Regions from separate parts of the Homo sapiens genome. Here region 1 is linked to region 2. The links are chromatin contacts, found by Hi-C in ENCODE. All regions are on one chromosome and are shown on one strand. Each heading gives the region's core, a stretch centred on a gene start or an enhancer-like site at or near the end of the contact. The rest is flanking DNA. Distances are from core to core; before and after follow the strand shown. Region 1 holds the start of ATP10D (ATPase phospholipid transporting 10D (putative)). Region 2 holds the start of FRYL (FRY like transcription coactivator).

Region 1 (4,696 bases), core at 732-3,231, 1.3 Mb before region 2:
ACTATATAGATTTAAAGTAGCTAATGTCTTAAATTAAGAATCGTATTTTGTCTTTTTCAAAATAGGAATCACTCTGAGGAGAAAATTGGATATTACAGAAGCATTGCAAAAAGAAAACACCAAACACAACAAAACCTAATAAATTGATAGAAACCCACCTTAATAGTGGTTATTCCAATGACCTTCATGGTATTTATGAGTATTGATTTTTAAAAATTTGATTAGAAATATTTAAATTATCAAAATGATACAAATTTCATTCAAATGACAGACACAAATAGAAAGCTAGTAATCTCCCCTCACTATCCTTCCCTGAGTAAACAATTTTGAGGTGTATCTTCACGTTTTTATATTTATATTAAAATAAACCAATATATAAAGAATATGTATAAGGCTAAGTTGTATTACATAATGTTTTCCATTATTCTACTACTATGCTCTTTAGACTTAAATATAATAGATTTTCTTCTAAGACAATAATTCAAATCTTAGTCAGTGATTCTCAACCCTTGTGCACATTAGAATTTCTAGAGGAGCTTGAAAAAAAGACATTGCCATAGCGCCACCCCCAGAGATTCTGGTTTAATTGGCCTGGGTGGGGCCTTGGCATCAAGCTCCCCGGTTCACTCTGATGTGTAGCTAGTTAGAACCACTGATTTAAGCAATCCAAACAGGCTACATGCCTGAATTGTCCTGGTATGTACGTTCCCAGGAAGGCCCTCTGCTGAGGTAACAACACCAGTGTTTGATTGGGAGAGCTCAGGGGGGCCCAGCTACAGTTTTAAGTCTCCTCTATAAGGTTGACTCTCAGATAGGAAATGTGTTTCATCTTAAAGGATGTTAGAGACAGTCATATGACTGCAAAAAGTGCTACTAGGGCCAGGAATTTCAGAGGCCATGTAAATGACAGTGTATTCTACTAGGCTGGGTTAATTCTGGGGATTAAGTTTGACTAAGTTCTAGAGATTTGTCCTTACCTGCAGATGGAGGCTTCCCTAATGGAGCATCATAGGAAGCCACACCCAGAACTTGTTTCTCCTCGTCTGGCAGAAGCACGTTCTCAGTGGGTGCAGAAACTTGTTTGGCTTCTCTTGGTCTGAGAGAATTTTCAAGCCGACCAACCAGCTCCCTGTGTCTGTACTGGTGAGCTCTTTACTAATAGTCAAACATTTGCATGCTCATTTAGTTTTCTTCACTCTTGTTGCACATCTGAGAAACACTTGAGAGAATGGAAGAGAGAGGCACAATATAGGAGAGCTGTGGAGAGTTTGGCCCCACTTTTTATATTTGTTTCAATGGGATAAAACAGGCAGCCAAGATTATTAGGTTTTGTTCTGAGTTATTGGTTCGGCCTTCACTAAATGGCTTTTCCTCTTTCCAAATTAGACATTTTGAGAAACCAGACAGGTTGTTGAAACTTATTTAGAAGTTTTAAAAAAAGTTGTGAATTTTAAGCAAACGGACCTTGGCAGGTGTATGGACAAAGCCACATTATCCTGAGTAAGGGAACGGAAGGGCAAGGTGTGAGGAAAACGACCAAATCAGAATTGTAATATTTTTCCTCATTTCTTTTCTAGTCATAAAAACAGTAACATTACATATTATTTATTTATTTTGTGGTAGGGTCTCACTCTGTCGCCCAGGCTGGAATGCAGTGGCGCGACATTTTTAGATTTGATCTCTTTTACCCTCCAAAAAATAATTGTCCAGTGTTCCACGTTTAGCTAAAACAGTGAATTGTTAGAATTGCAGCAAAACAATGAACCAAACCGTCAACCGCGAGCAACCTGTACTTGGGAGGTGAAAGTCAGAGGTGAGATTGTAAGGGCTCTGGGTCACTGGGGCATCTGCGCTGGGCAGAAGGGCAGCTCGGTCAAACAGCTGGAGCTGGGAGCCGGTCAGTTGCCAGGCCCTGCCGCTGCTACGTCACGGAGGGCGGGGCGGTGGGCGATTGGCGGTGCACTGCAGCTCGGGCTGCTCTGCAGCCTGGCGGAGACGGGAGGAGGAGCGGAGGGAGAAGTAGGTTGCGAGCTCAGCACAGGCTCCGGCGCTGGCTCCCGCAGCTGAGTTTGGGAGATGTCTAAGTGATTTTTTTTTTTTCCCGGAAGGCAAATGGCTGGCGTGGAAGCACAACCCGCTTTCACTCTTCGAATTTGTGCTTAGCTCTTTTCTTGTACCTTGCGACTCGTGACCAACATGCTGTGATGTGTGCCGAGGGAGGAATTGGTAAGAGTGAGACGGCGAATCCCTCTGACTGTCCCAGCCTTCTGCTTCACCGCCCACCCGCTTTTCCTTTCTGTTTCTCTCTCCTGTTTCTCCCCGCTCCACTTCCCTAGTCGTGTTTAGATTTGATGACATGGCTCAAAACTACAGTTCTGGGCTGTTACTGAACTAAAAAAAAAAAACAACAAAAGATAAAATGATTACACCATTTTCAATCATTTGTTAAAGGGGAATTTAAAAATCTATTTTAAATGCTGGATTTTGTAAAAAGGTAAACTGCACACGCGGGCGCACACGGGCACGTACATACACGCATTCTCACACACCTTTGTACACGCGGGCATACACGGGCACGCACACACACGCATTCACACACACACACACTCCTTTGTCATCCCGTTGTGAAATAAGCAGTTTAAAGAAATTTTGGTTATCTGCCTCAAAGGTGATGAAAAGGGAAGGTGTTGAAGATTTAGCCCAGCAGATTGATTCCTTAAGGTTGATTCCCTAAGGTTGATTCCTTAGGAAGAAAAAGGTGTTTGTATTGGAGCTTTCTCGGAAATAGTTTTCAAAGGAGTGCTACAAAGAAGCCCCCATGCTTCCCCCAAAACACTAACTTTAAAGAACCTAGTTGTTATTCGGGGCACCCTTTATTTTACGTTGTAAAACATGTAGTTTTAATTTACCACGTACAGCAGAGAGACATCAGTTGGTTAGGGAATGGATGGTTATTTTGGTGTCTGGGACCCTGTGCCTTTAGAAAGAATATGTTTTAACTGCTCTTATCATGCTAGCTCAGGTTTTTAAAATGTGATCTGAATAAGACCAAAGTTTCTTCTTGCGTTCTTTTCATGCTGGTTCTAAGCAGGGAGAAAAACAAGTCTGTATGGACAGAGCAAACCTCTAACTCAAAATCAACCTTGAGAGATGCATCAACAAGGACAGGGGCTCCTCATCCACCAATATTTACTTGTATCAGCCTTTAAATCATGTAGGTCACATTTCTGTGAAGAATAGCATCATCGAAAACCCTTGCTGACTTGTGAAGAGCAAAAATCATTGCAACGGAGTAGTTTGTTCAGTGCCCGCAGCAAGAACCTCCCACTCCGATCCACCTCAAAAAGTAATAACTGCTTCTTCTGGACTGTTTTCTATTCTCACTACAAATACGTATCATATACCTACATTGAGATAGTTTATTTTTATTAAAATGAGGTCATTTTATACATTTGGAAAAATAACTTAGCAACATTTTAAAGTTTTAGGGAGTTTAAAAATAACATTTAATTTTCATGCTAATTTAACATTCATTAAATTGCATGAAAAAGAGGGAAAATCTAAGCACTCTAAACTAGGATGTGGGGAGTGTTTGACCCTGGCTTAGCAAAACCTGAATACTTTTCATACTTAGTGACTAAATAGAATTGAATAGGGCCGGGCGCAGTGGCTCATGCCTGTAATCCCAACACTTTGGGAGGCCGAGGCAGGCGGATCACCTGAGGTCAGGAGTTCGAGACCAGCCTGACCAACATGGCGAAACCCGTCTCTACTAAAAATACAAAATTGGCTGGGCGTGGTGGTGCATGCCTGTAATCCCAGCTACTCGGGAGGCTGAGGCAGGAGAATCGCTTGAGCCCGGGAGGCGGAGGTTGCTGTGAGTCGAGATCGGGCCATTGCACTCCAGCCTGGGCAACAAGAGCAAAACTCCGTCCCCCAAAAAAAAAAAAAAAAAAATAGAATCTCATTTATTTTGCTATTGTCAGTAAAACGAAGGGAAATGCTCAAATATGATTATAATTTATAATAGAACAGAGGTGACTCACCTGTCAGACAAATGTACTTCCTATAATTGACTTTTTAAATTAAGGGTTAAAAAAATGTACACATATTCAAGCCTTCATTACATGTTTTCTTTATTGTCTGATATAGTTGGAAGTAGTTCTTCTAATGAAGAAGAATCAAAGAAAATGCTACAAGTAAGATTGTCTGAGAATTCTCACAGAACAATGCACTGATAAATATAAATTTAATAGTGCTTGAAGAAAAGGAGAATTGATTTATCAACTCTAGGAATAAATATATGTGTGCTGGATGCTATCACTATTCCTCGTCAGTTATTCCTTCGATATTTTCTTAGATAAATTTATTTCATTTCAGAAATCATTTTAGCCATAGAAACAATACTTTTTTATCGCTTTGCAGAATAAGGACTAACAGTGATGCTAGTTTTGTAAAAGAGTTGTGGCCTTAATGGAATTTTTTTAATGCTACTCAATAAAAGGTATATCAATACAACTATTTGAGGCAATTACGTGGTATTATGTATTAAAACCTGTGAATGTTGGGCCAGGCACAGTGGCTCATGCTTGTAATCCTAGCACTTTGGGAGGCTGAGGCAGAAAGATCCCTTAAGCTCAAGGGTTCAAGTATCTGCATGGTCCCATTTTGCTCCCATCTCTACAAAAACAAAACA
Region 2 (4,715 bases), core at 1,978-4,477:
CAAAAACTATTTAGAGCAAGACTGTCATCCAGTTCTACTTTATCTCCATAAATACTCTGTCATCGGTTTCTACTTTACATAATACCCTTTAAATAAAAGTATACTCAACAGATCTTATTGACACATAAAACCTAGTCCTGAATAATTGTGAATAATTGTGACAATGTGTTCACCATCACAAAAGATGTCTGTGGAACAGATATTATAAACAAATCACAATTTTGTACACAGAACAAAGAACCTCTAGATTGACATATCTTCCCCCAACAGTAAGCCAATTGCTGGCCTTTAGTATAAAATGTTCAGAAAGGTGTTTATTTAAAAAATTAAATAACTCAAGCGGCCTTTACAGGACATTATCTTTTTCTGTCACAAAGACCTAAAATAAGACATTTATTGGGTACTAAAAAGGTCCGAGGTGATACAGTGAATCTGCACAGAAATGGAGGATAATTCTGGCTCCCAAGGATCTCAAGAAACAGTTCATAACTCAAGAAATGTGTGCATATAAAACAATGTGTTTAAAACAATGTAGAAAGCACAAAAGAGGAAAAAGTCTTTTTCAGGAAATACAGTCTAGATATTTCAAAGATAATTATTTCTGAATGTTTTATTCATATGTTCTCTTCTAAAAGTTGAGAAATTCTTTTATTGTTTAAATAAATTGGTAAGTAAACAAAGACAGACATTTAAAAACTTGGTTTAACCGTCTCCTTTTATTATGAGATGGGAAGGAAGATTATGCCTAGCTGCTTGCCTGACATCCTTATCACAGAAATGGATCAAAGAAAAAAACAAAAAAGAAGAAATATTAGGTGAAACAATGCCAGATACCATCAAGATTACTACAAACGGCCAAGCACGGTGGCTCAGTCTGTAATCCCAGCACTTTGAGAGGCCAAAGCAGAAGGATCGCTTGAGGCCAGGAGTTGGAGACCAGCCGTCTATACGAAAAATTAAAAAGTGAGACCACCATCTCTACAAAAAATAAAAATTTTAGCTAGGCGCAGTCGTGCCCACCTGTAGTCCCGGCTACTACGGAGCCTGGGGTGGGAGGATCACTTGAACCCAAAGAATTTGTTTTTGTGTGTCTTTATTTCCTAAATTCTGTGAGAAGAATAGATTTTTATTTCAAACATTATCTGATATTGGCTTCCAATTTCCCAAGTAGTTTCTCTATTGTTACTGCTGAGCCTGTGAATTTACAATGTTCCACACCACTCCGAAGTTACTAGACAATAAATTAATCGATGAACGCTTTAAAAAGTTGGACTGCTTTAATAAAAAAAAAAAAAACTGGGTCACATGTTCCAACAGAATTCCCTCTTTTAGAGAACTAATTTTACAAAATAATTCAGAGTGGAAGACAAGACACGATGGAATGCTATTTTTGATAATGAGTAGCAGAAAAAAGACCAGAGAATAACACACCCACTGCTACTTTGTTTATACGGTTGTAACTTGCACATGCAAGTACTCTACATAAAGTATTGCACAAGAAGAAACTGTCAAAAATGAATGCTTATGAAAACATTCTTCACTAAGGCCTCTAACAAGGAATGTGCTATCTCTGATTTCCTCGGCAAGTATTGACAGATTAAGCAGAGTGATAATGCTCAAGATGAAAAGACGTCTTATACTAGTTTTTATCAATAGTAAAAGCTGTTGGTACTAATTATAATGGCTGTAAATTCAGTAGCAGAATCAACTTTACAGACGATATCTCCTAGGCAGCACAGCATTTTATAAAACCAACTTTACTTCCATCAAAACCCTTTTTCCCCCCCAATCCGACAGACCCTGGCAACCTGTCTTGCTGTGTCTTTTTTCCCCTACCCTTCCAAAAGAACCCCAGCCAGTGAATCGAAGTAATATTTTCCGCAGTTCAAAGGTAAGGGCAAACTCAGCTCTACTAAGAACTCTTGCTCCTCACCAGCACACACCCTAACCCCCACCCCCTTTTTTTTCTTTTCAAATCTTGGCCTAGGAAAGATTAATGCTCCCATATCATTGCAAATCCACAAAAATGCGATTTTAGGTGGCGAGGAACTAAACTAGGATGGCAGGAAAGACCGGCAGCAATAAATCATTTCGCCCTAGAAACCAGCCTCTCCAGAACGCAGGAAACCAGGCTGTGCCCAAAGAACCTGCCGCCCGGAAGCAACAACTTCCATCAAACGGCAAATAAAAGTTGCAAAGAAGAGCTCAGCGCCCAGGCACCCTGCCCGGTGCCGAGGCTGAGAGCAGCAGGCAATCTACAGGCCGAGTCAGCTCGCGGGCGGTGGCCGCGGTGTCCGCAGGGCTGGCTCCGGCTCCGGAAGACTCCGGGTCCCGGGGTACGCCAACGGCCCGGGGCTGCGCGGGCACAGCGCCCGCACCCCTCCCCAGGACCGCGAGCAGTGGGCGGAGAGACCAGAGCAAGGGAAAAGGCGGACAATGCCCGGCTGGGCTGGCGCGCTCCGCCGGTCCCCGCCAGCCCTGCCCGCCGGGGCCCGCCAGCCGCCGCGCTAAGTTTGCTCCTCAGCCCTCCCTTCCCAGCCGAGGCGGCGGAGCCGTGGTCGCCGGTCTTCCTCCACCTCTGCCACCGCCTTCCTTCCCGCGGGGCGGCTCCCGCGAGTCGGTGGCGAGGCGGCGCGCGACCAGAGCAGGACGCGCGAGAAGGCGGCGCGCGAGGGGTACCCGGGCGCGCGCGAGAAGAGCCAGGCACTGGAGGGGAAGGGGACGTGCGGGAGAGACGGGCGCGCGGCGCTGCCGGCGGAACCGCCGGAGCTCGGGCGGGCTTTCGGTTGAGGCTGGGGTTGCGCCGCGGTTTGGTGTCCGTTACGAGCGCCGGCCCGGGCCGCGCCGCGCCGCTTGCCAGCCATCCTGGACCGCCTTCCCTCGGCGCCCACCAGGAAGGACAGCTGGCGAGGGCCGACGACCTCGTCTCCCGCCCAGGCTGGGCTGCCGGCGGCGGGCATCCCGGCGCCTGCCCCGGGGCTGGAAGAGAAAGTAAAATGAAGCGCCTTTCCCCAGTCAACACCTACCCGTTCCCAGTCCTAGTACAGCTGCCTCGCTCCTCCAGCGCCGCCGGTCCCCGCCCTCGGGCCCCTGGCTCCGTTCTCTTGACAATGGCGCGTCCCCTTTAAGGAATAATCCGATCGGAACCGATCTGTGGTTAAACCTCCCTCCGACTCTGATTTTAACCGGATTTCTCTCTCGCTCTCTCCCAGAGCCCGACGGGCGCCCGGCTGTGCTGCGAGGTCTTCCCACCCCTTCCCTACCCCGCCCGCCCCCTGGCCTTCCTGATTGGCGAGAAACACTACAACAGGAACAGCAGTCCTCGCCCTCCACTGGCCTGGCCAGCCGCCGCTCAAAGTTGCTCCTACCTTCTCCCCGCCCCTTTTCCCGGGTTGGTCTTCCCTCTAATCATTCTCTGCCCTCGCCTCTAACGTTGCTTTGGAGCCCTGGCAGTCAAGGCTCACCCTCCCGCCTCCGGAAAGCGAACTTTATTTTTATTGGTGAAAGGACATCTTCCTGTACACTTGATTGGGCAAGGAAAGAGCTAGTCTGCACGCTCCCTACCATTATTACTCTCTCTTTACGGGCTTGAGAAACACAGCCGCAAAGTCCTCTCCGCTTTGCCTTCTAGGAGCGACTTTACCTTTAAATGTTGTTAGGGGTCGAGGACAAACTCATATCCTATATTGAGGAAAGCTGGAAAGGGACAAGAGAAAAATTCAAAATTTTCTCCCGATCAGTAATGTATCCAGAGCTGGCGCCCGGATCCTGCGGAACCTTATCCAATGATCCAGAGAATGGAATGGTTAGAATTGAGTTAGAATACCTGAAAGTCCAGTGCTAATTCCTCCTGAGATTTACTCAACAAGTTTCATCCACTGTCCGCCCTACTCATACCATTGATTGCACTGGCATTTTGCCACCCGGAAGAGCTTTAATCAAGTTATCTGCAAACCTGGAGGTTTCCTTGCTTGTCTCGCAATTGTTCATTTAGAAAATCATTTCCATTACAAGTTCCGTTTAAGTCACGTCCTCTGTGACGTTCCCGCGTTTCCACGAGACCTGTTACTTTTTTGAAAAAATTAAGTAGATGGTACCCTTATGCCATCCTCAAAGTGTAGGACTTCGTTCCCCCTTGCTAGAACTGTAGGAAAAACACCCCAGGTCACTTGAACAACTGAGATGCCTCTCAGGAGAAAACGAGTCTGTCTAAGGGAAAGAGGGAATCTGATACCAGAAGCTTGACCATGGAGCAGAACCTCACGCATTGAAAAGAGAAGAAATTATGGGGAAGCCTAGTGCGGGGTCTGCTTTAGAGTTTCCCCAGTTTCCCACTGGAGCTGTAAGAACTAAAAGGTTTATTTCCACTAAAATTGAGTACAGGTACAGCTTCGGTACCCATCTAAGAATGTTAGGGGAAAATGGTTATGTGTTCTCTCCCTCTTTGCCGATGAACCTTGAAGACTGTGTACCCCGGGGGCTTTAGTACATTTGCAGTGATACCCCAGTATAATCTAATGGTGCCAAGGAAGTGTCAGTGCTCAGCAGTACCCTAGAAAAGGGGCTTGATGATGACAGAGAAGGGTAAGTAAACATCAGTAGTTGGTAGTTCATAGGACTTTTCCCCAAATACAGGTGAAAAATTTCATGAGGATTCCCGAAAATATGAAAGAGCAGGAAACAAAAGGGAACGTTGCAGGAAGGTGGTTTAGGTA

The links. Hi-C counts contacts between places; a loop is a spot of excess contacts on that map. Pooled maps may share reads with other maps.
Region 1: a pooled map shows a loop between it and region 2 (4-fold over the local background). The contact joins the promoter of ATP10D here to the promoter of FRYL in region 2. A Hi-C loop is called at or near these places in 4 of 50 pooled maps.

Annotation. Positions count from the first base shown.
Region 1 is chr4:47,483,294-47,487,989 of GRCh38, forward strand. It overlaps ATP10D (ATPase phospholipid transporting 10D (putative)), which reads left to right and starts at 1,982. Exons shown (of 23, transcript NM_020453.4): 1 at 1,982-2,226. RefSeq lists enhancers at 1,819-2,113, 2,085-2,154.
Region 2 is chr4:48,777,052-48,781,766 of GRCh38, forward strand. It overlaps FRYL (FRY like transcription coactivator), which reads right to left and starts at 3,228. Exons shown (of 64, transcript NM_015030.2): 1 at 3,027-3,228. RefSeq lists silencers at 2,194-3,073, 3,164-3,273.